Regions from separate parts of the Homo sapiens genome. Here region 1 is linked to region 2. A link is a loop called in an ENCODE intact Hi-C map of the cell type or tissue named here. Cell type or tissue: ascending aorta. All regions are shown on one strand. Region 1 overlaps COMMD1 (copper metabolism domain containing 1). Region 2 overlaps COMMD1 (copper metabolism domain containing 1).

Region 1 (2,500 bases), 97 kb after region 2:
CTTGATTCACCTATGGAGAATGGATTTCTGGGATCTCAGTACTGGGATACTGAGATCCCAGGGGGAAAATATCACTAAGGTTGGAATTGCTTTTCTGCACATTAAAAGCAATTCTCTTTTTCCTTGAAACCTCCATGTGATGTTAATTAGGTAAATGGGATTTCAAGGAAAAAAAAAATACAAAACAACAAAAAGAAAAACTGTTATCCTTCATTCTCTTAATAAGATGAGGTATTCAGAAATGAATGGAGCCAATATTAATATTCCACTCCAAAAAATAGTAGAAATGAGTTTACATGGACTTCTCACAATCTCCATTCCACATTTCCATCTCTGTTTCTCATTTATGACAGGTCCCTTCCTTTAAAAACTTTTTTTATTATAATATGTTCCAAAACTTGTTTGTCAAACCTAGGGATAACTAATAAAAATCAGTATTGTAGGGGGAAAAAAGTGAAAGCAGGAGGCCACTTACTGGGCTCTCACAGTGGTCCAGGTGAGATAACGGCATGGAAATAGAGGTAATTTTAAGGAAGTGAAGTGAGCAGGTAGAGTGTAGGTTTTGAATATGGGTGAGTTGCTTTGAGTTGACTTGGAAGGGATGTAGAGAATGAGAGAAAGTGAGGAATTGGGGGTAACACCTTGTTTTTTCTTGTAAGACTATGTTAGCATAATTTGGTAATTCTAGTCATTGTTAAAACAGTCTTATTGCAGTGTTGACTGTCTAACATACAACTTGAGTTTTCTGGTAGCTATAATTACCCCTTCCACTTGGGGAAAAATATGAAAGAAATCATTTAACATTTGGCAGTTAAGAAGATGTTGTTTGTGCTGAAGTAATTTTATTTTTAAAACTCTCAACTTACAGAGAGATGCACTTGAGATTACTGAACATAAATTTTTTATAGACTTTAAAAGAAAATCATTGTTTCTTATGATGTGCCCTTTCTTATGTATACTATACCCAATAAAATGATTTAAAGAGGAGGAGAGAAAAAGATGAGTGTCTTTGCAGATTCATTGACCCTGTGAGAATAGGGCTTTGGCACTGCTGAAGTCCTCAGCCTCTGACTAGTAGCTTGCCAGCACGCAGCCCCTGGTGTTGGACTTCGTTCAGCTGTTCAGGCTGTCTGTTTCTATTCTTGCAGACAGATGGGGTGCTTGAGAGGAAGCCAGGAAGCCAAGCCTTAAGAGGACTTGGAAGCAATTTTTGGATATAAATCCCTTGTCCTAAACTCAGGGCAACAGTGTATCCTGCCCAGCAGTGTTGAACTGCCTGTGTTTGTCTAGTATGTGTGTACTGGCTGGTTGGCTCTGGGCTTCATTCCATGTATGCCACTGCTCTATTGCCAAGATAAATGTAGAAGGCCTCTGGCCCAAGCCCTTCTTTAGTACTTAAAAAAAAAAAATTGTGGTAAAATACACATAACAAAATTTTACCATTTTAACCTTTTTTTTTTTTTTTTTTTTTTTTTTTTTTTTTTTTTGAGACAGAGTCTTGCTCTGTCACCCAGGCTGGAATGCAGTGGTGCAATCTTGGCTCACTGCAACCTCTACCTCCTGGGTTCAGGCGATTCTTCTGTCTCAGCCTCCCGAGTAGCTGGGACTACAGGTGTGCACCACCACGCCAGGCTAATTTTTGTATTTTTAGTAGAGATGGGGTGTCACCATATTGGCTTGGCCAGTATGGTCTTGAACTCCTGACCTCATGATCCACCCCCCTCAGCCTCCCAAAGTGCTGGGATTACAGGTGTGAGCCACTGCGCCCGGCCATTTCAGCAGTTTTTAAGTGTACAGTCCAGTGGTATTAAGTACAGCCCAGTGGTATTAAGTACAGATGGTTTTCTTTTTTAAGAGATGGCAGTCTTGCCACCCAGGCTGGAGTACAGTGGCATGATCATAGCTTACTGTAGCCTCAAGTCCTGGGCTCAAGCAGTCCTCCTGCCTCCACCTCCCAAAGCACTCGGATTACAGATGAGCCACTGCATCCAACCCATTCATGATGTTGTATAACCATCACCACTATTTGCAGATCTTTCTTTTTTAAATCCCAAACAGAAATTCAGTACACATTAAACAATAATTCCCAATTTCCATCTCTTCAGCCCCTGGTAACCTCTTTTCTACTTTTTTCTCTGTGTATTTGCCTATTCTAGGTACCTCATATAAATAGAACCACACAATATTTGTCCTTTTGTGTCTGGTTTATTTTACACATAGTGTCTTCAACTTTTATCGTTGTTGTAGTACATATCAGGATTTCATTCCTTTTAAAGGCTGAATAATATTCCATTGTGTACATATACCACATTTTGTTTATCCATTTATCTGTTGATGGATATTTGAGTTGTTTCCACCTTTTGGCTCTTGTGACTAATCTGCTGTGAACATGGGTATACAAATATCTATTTTAGTCTCTGTTTTTAATTCTTTTGGGTATATACTAGGAGTGGACTTGTTGGATCATACGGTAATTCTATGTTTTAACTTTTTAAGGAAC
Region 2 (2,500 bases):
CTGAGTGGCTGGGACTACAGGTGTGTGCCAACATGCCCGGCTAATTTAAAAAAAAAATTTTTTTTAGCGACAGGGTCTCCCTATGTTGTCCAGGCTGGTTTTGAACTCCTGGGCTCAAGTGATCTATCCACCTCGGCCTCCCAAAGTGCTGGGATTACAGGCATAAGCCACCATGTCTGACCTGTATTTAGCTTTTTAAAAATTTAATCGTCTCAACTGTGATTTTAAAATGCAGTATTTGGAATGTAGTATTAGGAATTTAGTCCATTTGTACCCAGCACTCGAAGTTCTTTTTAGAGGATTTTGACAAACATTTTATTGCTAAGACATTTTGGGGTATGATGTAAATTGTGAAGAAGTTAAATGCCTTCATTTAACCTCTTTATATTTTAAATATTCCAGTAGTTTGGTGTTTTGCATATTGTAGTATTATTTTAAAAGCATAATTTGATCCTGCTTGCTAAATACCTGGGAAATTTTTATGGAAAGCAATTGCAGTAAAAACAGAAGCTTAGAAGTGCATTTGGGGCCGGACACAAAGGCTCATGCCTGTAATCCCAGCACTTTTGGAGGCCGAGGTGGGTGGATCACTTGAGGTCAGGAGTTTGAGACCAGCCTGGCCAACATGATGAAACCCCGTCTCTGCTAAGACTACAAAAAAAATTAGCCGGGTATGGTAGCGTGCACCTGTAATCCCAGTTACTGGGGAGGCTGAGGCAGGAGAATCGCTTGAACCCGGGAGGCGGAGGTTGCAGTGAGCCGAGATTGTGCCACTGTACTCCAGCCTGGGAGACAGAGCCAGACTCCAGTTTAAAAAAAAAAAAAAAGTGCATTTGGTATCAAGTTTACAAAATGGCTGAAGTTTACTATGCGTTAGTGATGAGTTTTTTAAAATCAAAGAATGGCATTATTAATGAATGGTATTAATATTATCATGTATTACCTTTTTGATATTTTAGAGTGAATTTAAGAAGAAACTTCGCTCATACTTTTTTTTTTTTGAGACGGAGTCTCGCTGTGTCTCCCAGGTTGGACTGCAGTGCCGTGATCTCGGCTCACTGCAAGCTCTGCCTCCCTGGTTCACGCTATTCTTCCGCCTCAGCCTCCGGAGTAGCTGGGACTACAGGCTCCCACCATCACGCCCGGCTAATTTTGTTTTTGCATTTTTAGTAGAGACGGGGTTTCACCGTGTTAGCCAGGATGGTCTTGATTTCCACTCCTCGTGATCCGCCCGCCTTGGCTTCCCAAAGTGCTGGGATTACAGGCGTGAGCCACTGCGCCCGGCCTCGCTTACACATTTTGGATAACATATGTTAATAAGAAGTTAACTTGAGTATAAAATAATGGATGTAGAATATATAGTCTTAAAGTGTTTATATTAGGAAACAGAAGAGACTGGTAACTTTTGACTTCTTAGGTCATACTTTTAGGTTTCATTTGTATTCTGTCTACATCCTTAACTATAAGCAGTAATTCTGTTTTTCTACTGTAGGTGGCAGTGGAATATTGGCTTGCCAATGCACTGATAAAGTATGCTAGAAGCAACATCATGTTGAAATGTTCTTTCTCTGGAATGTTTCTAGTTCAGAAAATGCTCAAAAGTTGGCTACTCAACAATAAAAATTTATTATCCAAAAAGATGTCTAAATATTTGACTTGATATTTTTAATTTAGAAATACCATTTTCTGGAAAATTTAAAGTTCTATAAATATATTCCTTTTAGTTCTCTAGTTTTTAAGCGACTAAGTTTTGCTAATTTCACTGAACATTTTTGAGACTTTAGATGGTAATACATGAGACATATTATTCATTCTCTGAAGAATAGACAAATGACTGATGTTACTTTTTTATAACACTGGACGTCATATGATAAAGCAGCAATTGCAGATTACCCACCTGGGATTTGTAGAGTATTTTAATAGACTCAGGTGACCTGTAATGAGGCCAAATGTCCTGTAAATCTTTTTTCTTAGTTTAGGGCAAAACCCATTCAATTAATCTATTTTTGGTTTTCCTTTTCTCAAAGCAGCTATTCTGGGCCTGGAAACTTGACTTGGGTTAAAGGAGTGGCTGGGTAAGGAGATTTTAAAGGAAATGTTTATCTTTGATTTACCTATTAAATACATACTAAACCCCTAATATGCTGAACCTTGCTCTATACACAAGGTAAATGTCACTGTCCCTATCTTATATATGATAAATGCCATGAGAAAGGTATAAATGATGCAGTCTGGTGGAGTGGATCCTTAAACTGCAGAAATATGAAAAAAAATCATGATTTTTTTGTCTTAATAAAACACCCACATTTTTAGCTCTATCTTAATGTAGAATGCAGTTTTTATAAATTTGGACTTCTGTTATGTGGTTCATCTTTGACAAAAATTTATGTTTCAAGTAAATGTTTAAAACAATAATTTTAGAAATTTGGAGATGGTTTCTGTTACCTGTGCTTTATTTGTAAGATTAACTTTTTTTTTTCTTTTGAGATGGAGTTTTGCT

What was found. Hi-C counts contacts between places; a loop is a spot of excess contacts. Peaks named below come from ENCODE experiments on the same cell type or tissue, not always from the same donor. Only the 100,000 strongest peaks of a DNase experiment are listed, where the experiment ranks them.
Region 1: a loop joins it to region 2, with 3 times the contacts of the local background. A loop is called at or near these places in 2 of 110 quality-filtered maps.

What each region holds. Positions count from the first base shown.
Region 1 is chr2:62,013,093-62,015,592 of GRCh38, forward strand. All of the region lies in intron 2 of COMMD1 (copper metabolism domain containing 1), which reads left to right. Among named protein-coding and RNA genes, the nearest start is that of COMMD1, 110 kb to the left of the region's middle. In ascending aorta, a CTCF peak has its summit at 1,146; a DNase peak (open chromatin) is centred at 1,249; H3K27ac peaks cover 1,094 bases.
Region 2 is chr2:61,916,545-61,919,044 of GRCh38, forward strand. All of the region lies in intron 1 of COMMD1 (copper metabolism domain containing 1), which reads left to right. Among named protein-coding and RNA genes, the nearest start is that of COMMD1, 12 kb to the left of the region's middle. RefSeq lists an enhancer at 609-1,109. In ascending aorta, a CTCF peak has its summit at 1,486 (motif pointing right); a DNase peak (open chromatin) is centred at 1,248; H3K27ac peaks cover 797 bases.